Regions from separate parts of the Homo sapiens genome. Here regions 2 and 3 are each linked to region 1. A link is a loop called in an ENCODE intact Hi-C map of the cell type or tissue named here. Cell type or tissue: Calu3. All regions are shown on one strand.

Evidence for each region. Peaks named below come from ENCODE experiments on the same cell type or tissue, not always from the same donor. Only the 100,000 strongest peaks of a DNase experiment are listed, where the experiment ranks them.
Region 2: a loop joins it to region 1, with 17 times the contacts of the local background. A loop is called at or near these places in 17 of 110 quality-filtered maps.
Region 3: a loop joins it to region 1, with 2.0 times the contacts of the local background. A loop is called at or near these places in 14 of 110 quality-filtered maps.

The regions. Positions count from the first base shown.
Region 1 is chr13:51,894,436-51,898,435 of GRCh38, forward strand. It overlaps a transcript of TMEM272 not described here. Among named protein-coding and RNA genes, the nearest start is that of CCDC70, 34 kb to the left of the region's middle. In Calu3, no CTCF peak of the experiment used is centred here; a DNase peak (open chromatin) is centred at 2,046.
Region 2 is chr13:52,197,465-52,201,464 of GRCh38, forward strand. No RefSeq gene overlaps it. Among named protein-coding and RNA genes, the nearest start is that of NEK3, 40 kb to the left of the region's middle. In Calu3, no CTCF peak of the experiment used is centred here; no DNase peak of the experiment used is centred here.
Region 3 is chr13:51,999,557-52,003,556 of GRCh38, forward strand. All of the region lies in intron 1 of ATP7B (ATPase copper transporting beta), which reads right to left. Among named protein-coding and RNA genes, the nearest start is that of ATP7B, 9.9 kb to the right of the region's middle. In Calu3, a CTCF peak has its summit at 1,798; no DNase peak of the experiment used is centred here.

The DNA of each region.
Region 1 (4,000 bases):
AAGGACTCTGATTGGCCAGGTTTGGGTGACGTATTCACCCTTGGAGCCAATCACTGCAGCTGGGGATGAGGCGATGGTGGTTGGCTGGGGTTTTGCTGGGGAGCTAAGTTCTGTAAATCTGAAAATTACAGCTGCAGGGTGAGAAGCAGATGCCCAGTGGATGTTCAAAGGAAAGGCGCGAAAGGACTGAGAAGTTTGCAAAAGGGCAAACCCAAATGTGCAAATGGAGCCTGCAGTCGCTTAAAGCAGTGGTCCCCAACGTTTTTGGCACCAGGGACCAGTTTCGTGGAAGACAATTTTTCCATGGACCAGGCTGGGGAATGGTTTCAGGATGATTCAAGTGCATTACATTTAGTGTGCACTTGATTTCTATTATTATTACATTGTAATATATAACGGAATAATTCTACAACTCACCATGATGTAGAATTAGTGGGAGCCCTGAGCTTGTTTTCCTGCAACTAGATGGTCCCATCTGGGGGTCATGGGAGACAGTGACAGATCATCAGGTGTTAGATTCTCATAAGGAGTGGGGAAACTAGATCACTGGCATGCACAGTTCACAATAGGGTTCATGCTCCTATGAGAATCTAATGCCACTGCTGATCTGACAGGAGGTGGAGCTCAGGTGGTAATTTAAGTGATGGGGAGCAGCTGTATATACAGATGAAGCTTCGCTTGCTCACCTGCCACTCACCTCCTGCTGTGTGGCCCAGTTCCTAACAGGCCATGGACAAGTACTGGTCCATAGCCCAGGGGCTGGGGACCCCTGACTTAAAGGAAAAAGGAACTTGGGTCAGCCTGGCTGAGATGCATGTGGTATTGGGGTGGTTTGTGGGGAGCTGCAGAGAACCCATAACCAGCATAGGCTCTGATAGCATTGTCCTCTTCAGCTGCCATTGTGGGGTGGGAAACTGCCTCTGAAGATGGTTTTCTAAATATTCCTTATGGATGGGGCTCACACTCGGTAGTAACTGCAGGGAAATCGAGCCACAAGACAGTGGCTCAAGTCAGATTCTCTGTGCTTTAGGCAGGGAATGGATTCTGGCTGTCTCTTGGATAGCCCTGAAAAGAACTCTGGTGGGAAGGTGCAGAGGGGTGTTTGCTATGGGCTCCACCTGGGACATTTATCCATCTACCTGTGGGACAGGGCCTGAAGCTAGGGCTACCAAGATAGCAGACCAGGCATTTCCTCATCTTCAACCTCCTGTCCCCTCACTCCTCCCAGCTAGACCCTGACACCACTGCCTACATCCCCCCACCCTCTGCCCTGGGATGGGGGAAAAAATAAAACAGCTGAGCATGCAGCTAATGATGATATTTACAGCTACCAGTAGGGAGTGTTCCCAATGCGCCAAATGCTTAACATCCGTGATCTGACAGCCCCCCTGTGATGGTAAATATCCTCTCCACTTCTCAGATTCCAATACACAACCCCTGAGACTCAGGATGCTCTTGCCATGGTCTTTTTTCCCTTTTTAAATTTTTACAAAAATTTCCCACATAGCAACCAACGTAACCACAAGCCTCTTCTAACAGCTGCCTGACCCTCCTCCTCTTAGCCTAAACACTTCATCTCTTTTCTGTGGACAATGCCTGCTTTCAAAAGCTCTTTTCTTCAGGGAGAACAAGAGTCTGCTAAATTCTATTAGTGTTCAGCAAACCCCAGGGCCCCAGTCTCAACTTTGGCACAGGAAAGTCCAACACTCCACATCCCCTTCCTGGAGAAGCCAATCTGTGGGAAATGTAACTCTCAGCCTACAAGAAAGCTTCAGACTGACTTGTCTTTTTCTCCAGCTCCTTCTAGCTGTGCCATCGGGGACAGCTTGGTGAATATAAAAGATTTTCAAAGCCTATAACAAGCCATATAGCTCTAGAGGGGTGTGTGTGTGTATGAGAGAGACAGAGAAACACGTGTGTGTAACACAAATGTATGTTTTTAGAATAATTATTGAAGTTTTCTTATCATTTCAGAGACTTGGTTTTAAGTGAAGGAACTATGTGAGCAGCAGCAGCATGTCCAGGAGAGGGCACCCTCTCACAGCCTGGCTAAAATGCTCAGGGCAGGTCCTGGTTCTGCAGTCACTGCCCTCTGGGGAAGGTTGTTCAAGTTGTCGGTGCACATGCCCCATGCACCCAGCCGGATGCCCTGAGAGGGGGATGCTGTGATTATCAGACAAAGCCTGTTGCGACCACCAGAGGAGGTCCATCTCTTCCCATGAGGCACCCCTGCAGCGGTCTTCTTACAGTGTCTCCAGAACCCGGCTGAGTACTTCCAACTGTGCACTGATCCTTGCCAGAAGCTTGGCCAGTTTGGTCGGCTTGGGGGTCTGACTGTTGTGAGAACAGTGGTCTCAGTTGGTCATGTGCTCAGGACAATTCAGAGAACTTAAAGAAACCCAGGTACCTGGGCTCCACTCCAGACATACTGAATCTGAATCACTGGGGTAGGACCCAGGCAGGTATGGATTTTTGAAACCCCACAGGTGATTTAGATGAGCACCTTGACAGGAGTTAGTCTGCCGCAGTTCCATGTACACCGTCAGAAGACACAAGACTCCTGAGTCAGAAACAAAGCACAGCAAGCAGCATAAACTTCATGTTCAGGTTGGTTCCCTTTGTTCTCTGGCACCACAGGGTGATGCAGAGTGGCCCAGGTGAATACAGAGCACACATTGGGTTCATCACAGCAGAGGAGCCCCAAGTTTCAGAAACCCAAATCTTTTGAAAGGCTGAAAGGACTGCAGGTAAACCTGCCCAACTTTTACACCATAGTAAGACATTGTCTTTTTTTTATTTTTTGGAGACAGGGTCTTGCTGTGGTGCCATCATGACTCACTGTAGCCCTGACCTAGGCTCAAGCAACCATCCTATCTCAGCCTCCAAAGTAGCTGGGACCACACATGCATGCCACCATGTCTGGCTAATTTTTTTTTTTTTTTTTTTTTTTTTTTTTTTTGTAGAGATGGAGTCTCATTATGTTGCCCAGGCTGATCTTGAACTCCTGGGCTCAAGTGACCTGCCTGCCTCAGACTTCCAAAGTGCTGGGATTACAGGCATGAGCCACTGTGCCTGGCCAAAATTATCTTTATTATCATACACAGTAAGAAAATCTGTCTTCCCTGGAGGGGGACTCTTATTTTTGTCTGCCAAGATGATTTCCTTTATAATCTTCTTGAAAAAAATAGTTGAAAAGATAACTAGAACAAGGCTGGGCGCAGTGGCTCATGCCTGTAGTCCCAGTACTTTGGGAGGCCGAGGTGGGTATATCACCTGAGGTCAGGAGTTGGAGACCAGCCTGGCCAACATGGTTAAACTCTGTCTCTACTGAAAATACAAAAATTAGCCAGGCATGGTGGTGCGTGCCTGTAATCCCAGCTACTCAGGAGGCTGAGGCAAGAAAATCACTTGAACCCAGGAGGCGGAGGTTGCAGTGAGCCAAGATCATGCCATTGCACTACAGCCTGGGTGACAGGGTGAGACTCCATCTCAAAAAAAAAAAAAAAGGGCTGGGCGCGGTGGCTCACGCCTGTAATTCCAGCACTTTGGGAGGCTGAGGTGGGTGGATCACAAGGTCAAGAGATTGAGACCATCCTGGCCAACATGGTGAAACCCCATCTCTACTAAAAATACAAAAATTAGCCAGGCTTGGTGGCGTGCACCTGTAGTCCCAGTTACTGGCTGAGGCAGGAGAATCGCTTGAACCTGGGAGGCAGAGGCTGCAGTAAGCAGAGACTGTGGCACTACACTCCAGTCTGGTAACAGAGCGAGACTCCATCTCAAAAATAAATAAATAAATAAATAAAATAAAATAAAAAGATAATTAGAACAAAAGTGCAGTGCCCCTGCTCATAAACATGCAGAAATACAAGAAACTCCTGGGGATTTTTCTCCTGACACACTCCTGGTTAAGAAGCACTAATGCAGGATATTGTTCTATATCTACATGCTTTTCAGTTTTCAAAGAACTAATTGAGAAATGAGCTCCTTATAATAGAGA
Region 2 (4,000 bases), 300 kb after region 1:
TGACTACTTCTGGACGTGAGTGAATTTTCATTAGTCAACCTTATCAAAGAGTCCAGGAGAATATATTGTTGTTGTTTATAGAGTGTTAATATATTGCTACATTCAGAAGCTCAGGAAAATGAAAGAATGTTAAGAAATCAGAATATTAAGGCTGGGCGCTGTGGCTGAGGCCTATAATCTCAGCATTTTGGGAGGCCGAGGTGGGCAGATCACCTGAGGTCGGGAGTTCCCAACCAGCCTGACCAACATGGAGAAACCCCGTCTCTACTAAAAATACAAAATTAGCTGGGCGTGGTGGCACATGCCCGTAATCCCAGCTACTCCAGAGGCTGAGGCAGGAGAAGCACTTGAACCCAGGAGGCAGAGGTTGCGGTGAGCCAAGATCGCGTCATTGCACTCCAGCCTGGGCAACAAGAGCGAAACTCTGTCTCAATAAAAAAGAAAAAGAAATCAGAATATTGTTTCCAGCTATTAATAATTCACGGTGCTGCAGACCTCTTGAATCATCATTAAGTCAGAAATCTAAGTGAAAATAGTGTTGCTCTTGCATTCAGTTGTATTATAAAGCACTTAGCACTGGATATTATGAAGTGTTTTTCTGTGTTCCAAAGTATAGCATATCTTTGGAGGAGTCCAGCATGAGAGCTTAGGATCAGTCCTATCCTGAGACACAGATAGGCATTCTTTGTTTTCTGCAGTGGGATGAGCAGATAGGAAGGACCAGCACCAAGAATCTGATTTGCTCTGGGGGTTGCATGGATGCAGAAGAACCACAGAGAAGGGGTTGGTCCAGCTGCCCAAAAGAAATCTTTGAAGCCCATGCTGACCAGTATCTAGAGTCCAGGACAACAGTTCTATTTACTGCCATACAACACAATAATGCTCACCCAACTTTTATAATCACCACCCTGATTCCAAAACATTCTATGAATAAATGATCATTTGAAAGTTGATAGCCAATGATTAGAAGTGGGAGTCAATGACTAGTGAAAAGCCGAAAAACTATGTTATGCATGGTATTCATAATAGCGTAGAAATACTAAAAATAGATAACTCTTACAAAGTTACAAAAATCACAGCAAAGATATTAAAATAGCACGTTACCTTAATGGTACAAGCAATTTCAATTCACCTTAATGAACTTCTCATGATATTTAATGTACCCCAGATTCATTTCTAACATTATTTAATTACTACATGAATTCTAAGAAACACTTAGATCTAGTAAATAATACATCTTGGAAAGATCTAAGTGAATAAATAATACATCTACAAAGATTCAGAAAAATTTAGAATATTCTGTCCATCTGCATGAAGTAATCAGTAGTTCATGCTAGTGGATCACACACAAAAAGGTAAACCATGAAGCCACTTCTCCCAAGTGACAGGATGGCAGAACACGAATGTCATGGCCCAGGTGAGGCTTACAGGCTCTGTCGCTACTTTGCTTGTGCAGCAAAATGTATCCTATTCTGCTGTTTGTTTTATGCCATTTTCCATCATACCTACTTTGTCTATGTATTTCACAGGCAATCAAATGTAATTTATTTTATTAATTGCTTTTTAGTCACGAGAATTGCCCATATACGTGACTTCATTTCCCAATAAATATGTCTGTAAATTTGTGTCTTTTATGTTCAAAGTAATCCTTTCCCCTAAAATCAACTCTGAATTAACTTTCAATGCCTCTGTGTAAAAAAAGTACATAAGACTGTTTCCAACAAAATCGGGGTGCAGCATAAATACCTGCAATGTGGAAATGAGATAATAACACCACTGACTGCCCACTGCACACTAAACAATTTACATCCTCATCTCATTTAATTTCCTCAATGACATCAGGATTATCCAACAAGCGCAGTCATGTGTCTCAGCAGGTGTATGAAAACCTGTAACAAGGAGTCCAGGAATGGTCAATATCTGGAAATCCAACTAGCCAGGCCAGCAATGGCCTCAGTTTTCTGAGGTTTGCTCTTTGTGAAATAAGCCTGCAGAATAAACCCAGTTGTCCAGCAGTTTCAGCTACCTACTTCAATTGACTTGTGTCTCTACTAGCAAAAGTATTAATGGATTATGGACATCTTTCCAAAGGCAATGTACTAGCTAAAGGCACAGAAAGAAGGAGAGAATGAGGCTGGATGGACTTACTGGGGGCATAACTCATCGTGAGGTTTCCTGATCTGGGTGAGGGATGATGTGTGTGGTACATACTGGATGTGGTATTTCCTTTTTTTCTTAGGTGGATTAAGAGCTGTTTTGTCGGGCCGGACGCGACAAAACAGGGATCACGCCTGTAATCCCAGCACTTTGGGAGGCCGAGGCGGGCGGATCACAAGGTCAGAAGATCGAAACCATCCTGGCTAACATGGTGAAACCCTGTCTCTACTAAAAATACAAAAAATTAGCCGGGCGTGGTGGCAGGTGCCTGTAGTCCCAGCTACTAGGGAGGCTCAGGCAGGAGAATGGCGTGAACCCAGGAGGCACAGCTTGCAGTGAACCAAGATCACACCACTGCGCTCCAGCCTGGGCGACAGAGCGAGACTCCGTCTCAAAAAAAAAAAAAAAAGAGCTGTTTTGTCTCTGCATCTTTCAAGTTGGGAAATTTTTATCTTTCTTTCTGGATCTGTCTGTCTGTCTATCTATCTATCTATCTGGATAGATAGATCTCCAGCTGGTCTATCTTATAAACCAGATCAAACTACAGTATCAAACACAGCCTAAAACAGCACTTTAGGAGGCCAAGGTGGTGATTACTGAAGCCCAAAAGCTTGAGACCAGCCAGGGCAACTTGGTGAAACCTCACCTCCACAAAAAATACAAATAAATAAATAAATTAGGTGGGCATGGCGATGTGTGCTTGCAGTCCCACCTACTCTGGAGGCTGAGGTGGGAGGATTGCTTAAGCCCAGGAGGCAGAGGCTGCAGTGCCACTGCACTTCAGCCTGGGTGACAGAGCAAGAGCCTGTCTCAAAAAAAAGAACGGCAGCAAAAGATGAACATAAGTGCATGTTTATATAATATATAGGTAGATGATATTAGTGTAACTGTATAACACTATGTGAAAAATGAAGCTTTAGTCCCCTTGGAATACACAGGTGAGTATGACTTGTTCCCTGCTTCAAGGGGCTGGTGATCTAGCAGAGATCACAGATGTGGAGCAGGTAAACTAACAAGATAGGCAATGCAACAGGTGCCAGGCCTGTGGAGGCCCAGAGAGGTTGCACCCAGATGGATGAGTTTCCTAGATTTCATTAGCTTCTTCACAAGCGCTTTAGTGCCCAAAGCCAAAGGACAAAGTAAGAGGGAGGGGCACGGAAAGCCCCTCAGCAGCAGGAGGACTTATGGGAGATGGGACGGAAGATGAAGTGGTTTCGTGCCCTTCAAATTAGATTGTCTAGGTACTTGTCTTTCCCCTCCACGTAAGACGACTCGTTCTTAGTATATTCATGTGTAAAACTGCCTTGGATTTTAGGTGCATGGAAGACCAGGATCATGTCACACTAGTGTGTATTGCACAGCATATGACATAGAACTATGTTGAAACAGTGCTTAGCACATGACTTTTGGAGACGATAGAGATATGACCAGGCAGAACTGTCCTCAGGTCAATTTCTAAAGTGCATGAGAGTACTCTGGTTCCCCCAGCCCATCCTCTTGCCTTCTTGTACTCATTCCCCCCGTCCCTTGGCCCCTCTCTATGTTGCCTTTTAGCTTCTCAGAGCCTCCTTGCTTTGGGTCTCACCCAGGCCTGACACCCTTGCCGAGACCTCTCTAAATTAGCCTTTCGTCCCCTCTCCTACCTGTCAAACTGCTCTCTCATCTATCCACCAAGGGGAGGGCTATGTTGTTAAACTAACACTAATGTATGAAAGACCACATTGCTAGCTTACACTTGTACTATCTCATAAAAGTTAATTTTTAAAAGAGGTGCTTTCAAATTTCAATAAGCAAAGGCTTCAGCTGAGATTATTTTCTTTTTGCTTTCCTGGCCTCTGAAGTT
Region 3 (4,000 bases), 110 kb after region 1:
TTATCGAAAAGTAAAAGCCAATGTTTCCATTTCACAGTTCATTCCATGCACCTTCGACTTCGCTGGCTGCCCTCATCATCTGGCACCTTCCTGCAAAACTCCAACACGGCTTTACTCTCAGTTCCACTTGGCTTCACGCCTGTCCTCTAGCAGCTCAACAAGAATGTGACAGAACGCACATCCAGGCTGGCTGCCCACACTCTGATTCAGCACCACGAACTGCGGGAGGACCCGTGCTGCCACCTGGCAGTCCAACTACCCCCTAGTCCGCTCACCCTTCGCTCTCCGAGACAGTGGTCCTATCCCCTCTCTGGCTCCTCAGGTCCCCAGTGCCCACCCCCATACTTACTCTCAGCCAGTGACACACTGCCCAAGGTGACCAGTCCTTGTCTCCAAGCTCAGCCTCCAAGTTGCCCCACCTCCTGATTTTCCTCCTATCCTTCCCACCAACAGCTCCTACTCAGAGTCTTTCACCAGAGCCTCCAAGTCCCCAAACCTCCAAGTGCTGCAGTGGCCCCCAGCTCAGCCCTTGGACCTCTTCCATCTCTACTCATTCCTTGTACACTCATCCAGGCCAGGAGAAGTATACCTTTCTTAGCTCACTCAGGCTGCTATCACAAAATACCTTAGACTGGGTAATTTATAAGCAACAAAAATTTATTGCTCACAGTTCAGGAACCTGGGAAGTCCCAGATCAAGGAGCCAGCAGATTCAGTATCCGGTGAAGGCTGTTCTTTGCTTCACAGATGGTGCCTTGCTGCTGCATCCTCAAATGGCAGAAGAGCAAAGTGGCTCCCTCAAGCCTCTTTTATAAGGGCACTAATCCCATTCGAGAAGGCAGAGCCCTCATGGCCAAATCACCTCCTAAAGTCCTCACCTCCTAATACCACCACCTTGGGGGTTAGGTTCCAACATATGAATTTGGCAGGGACATTAACATTCAGACTATATCACCACCTATAGCCTACAATTCCCAACTCTATACTTACAGACCCAAATGCCTCATCACCATCTCCTCGGTGTTTCATATGCATCGCAAACTTAACTTGTCTACAACAGAGCTCTCAACATTCTGCCCTTCCCCTGCTGCTCCCACAGTCTTCCCCACCTTAGTAAATACAACTCCTTCCCTCCACTTGCCCAGGAAAAAATCCTGGATCCCTCTTTGATAAGAATAATCTCATCCAGGTGCAGGGGCTCATGCCTGTAATCCCAGCACTTTGGAAGGCCAAGGCAGGAGGACCACTTGAGCCCAGATGTTTCAGAACAGCTTGGGCAACATAGTGAGACACCATCTCTTCAAAAAATAAAAAATTAGCTGGGCATGGTGGTGCACACTTGTAGTCCCAGCTACTCAGAAGGCTGAGGTGGGAGGATCACTTGAGCCCAGGAGGTGGAGGTTGCAGCGATCTGTGATTGGACCACTGCACTCTACCCTGGGTGACAGTGTGAGATTCTGTCTCAAAAATAATAATTAAAATGAATTTAAAATTAAAAAGTAAAAAAGAATCATCTTCTTTCAAACCCACATGTAAATGTTTAGCAAATCCTGTTAGTTCCACCAACAAAATGCATCCAGCATCTAATGACTTCAACACATCCACAAGAACCCTGGTCCAAGCCACCAGCTCATCTCACCTGCACTATTGCTTAGAATCTCCTAAGCGACCTCCTGGCTTCTGCTCTTAGCCCCTAAAGTCTATTCTCAACACAAAAGTCAGAATACCTATAAGAGGAAGTCACAAGATGTCATTCCTCTAAAATGCCTCTAGGGGGTTCCCATGTGCTTAATAAAACCTAAAATCCTTACAATGATGACCTGTAAGACTATACAGTTGCAGCCCTCCCATTACCTTCCAACTTATCCTCACACTCCTGGCCCCTTACTCATTCTGAAACAGTCATTCTGATCTTGCTGTTCCTTAGGTAAGCAAAGCATACACCTGCCTCCGGAACTGTCTACTAGCTTAGAAATACCTCCCTCCAACATCCCATATCCAAAGGGCTCACTTCCTCACCTCCATGAAATCTTTGCTCAAACGTCAACTTCTCAATGATTTCCCCCAAATGATCCCATCTAAATTTCATACACTCCCAATTCCCTATCATCCTTCCCTGTCTTATTTTTCTTGAGAATTCTCAATCACCACCAAATGCAATAATACATCTTTTACTTACTCTTTTTAACAACTATCTCCCCAGTTAGGATATAAGTTTCACAAGTGCAGGAATCCTTCACATTTTTTTTTTTAAGGACAGGGTTTCACTCTGTCACCCAAGCTGGAGTGCAGTGGCATGATCTTGGCTCACTGCAGCCTCCGCCTCCCTGGCTCAAGTGATCCTCCCATCTCAGCCTCCCAAGTACCTGGGGCTACAGGTGCGTGCCACGATGCCCAGCTTGCTTATTTATTTATTTATTTAGTAGAGACAGGGGTTTCACTATGTTATCCAGGCTGGCCTCGAACTCCTGAGCTCAAGCAATCCGCCTACTTTGGCCTCCCAAAGTGCTGGGATTAGAGGTCTGAACCACCACACACAGCCTCTTCACATCTATTTTGTTCAGTCACTGCTTTATTCCAAGGTCTAAAACAGTGCTTGACACTTAAAGAATTTCTCAATAAGCATTTGTTAAATGAATGACAAAGAATGCCAAGCAAAAACAACTTACAAATGTGCTTGCTGTAAAAGGACTGCTAAACTTTCCGACAATACTCAACATTCAGGGCCAGGCGTGGGGGCTAACACCTGTAATCCTAGCACTTTGAGAGGCTGAAATGGGAGGATCACTTGAGCCCAGGAGTTTAAAACCAGCTTGGGCAACATGGTGAAACCGTGTCTCTAAAAAAAAAAATGTTTTTAATTATCTGGGCATGGTGGCACATGCCTGCAGTCCCAACTACTCGAGAAGCTGAGGTGATAGGATCACCTGAGCCCGAGGAGATCCAGGCTGCAGTGAGCCTGCCACTGCATTCCAACCTGAGCAACAGAGAACCTGTGAAACAAGAGGGGCAGGGAGGCGAGGGGAGAGGGGAGGGGAGGGGAGGGGAAGGGAGCAAGCCTCATGCAAAAGCTGGCTCCCTCCTCCCTCACTTACTCATTCATTTATCCCTTCAAGCCAGGGATCTAAGCTCAAATACAGGCATCTCTCAGAGATATCCATGGGTTTGGTTCTAGATCATCACAATAAAGCAAATATCCTAATAACGTGAGTGACACAAAGGTTTTGGTTTCCTTGTGCATATAAAAGTTATGTTTACACTATAGTCTATCAAGTGTGCAATAGCATTATGCCTAAAAAAATACATATACTTTAATTTTAAAATATGTTATGGCAAAAAAATGCTAACAATCATCTGAGCTGTCAGTAAGTCATGGTCTTTCTGCTAGTGGAAGGCCTTGCTTCAATGCTGAGGACCTTGCTCTGGACTAGGCTTTGGCTTAAGAGAATGTTGTGTCTGGTTTGATCTTATGTTCAAATCACTAAAACTTTCTCCATATCAGCAGTAAGGCTGTTTTGCTTTCTTATCATTTATCTGTTCACTAGAGTAGTACTTACTTTCCTTCAAGGACTTTACCTTTGCATTAAAAACTTTGCTAACTGTTTGGCACCAGAGGCCTAGGTTTCAGCCTATCTCAGCTTTTGACAAGCCTTCCTCACTAAGCTTAATCATTTCTAGCTTTTGATTTAAAGGGAGTGGACTCTTTCACTTGAACACTTAGAATCCATTGTAGGGTTATTAATTGGCCTAATTTTAATATTGTTGTGTCTTAGGAAATAGGGAGACCTGAGAGGGAGGGAGAGACAGAGACATGAACTGCTGGAGTCAGTGGAGCAGTCAGAATGTACACATTTATAGATTAACTTTGCCATCTTACACGGGCCCCAAGATGATTATAACAGTAGCATCAAAGAGCACTGATCACAGATCACCGTAACAGATATAATAATAATGAAAAATCTGAAATATTGTGAGAATTACCAAAATGTGGCATGAAGTGA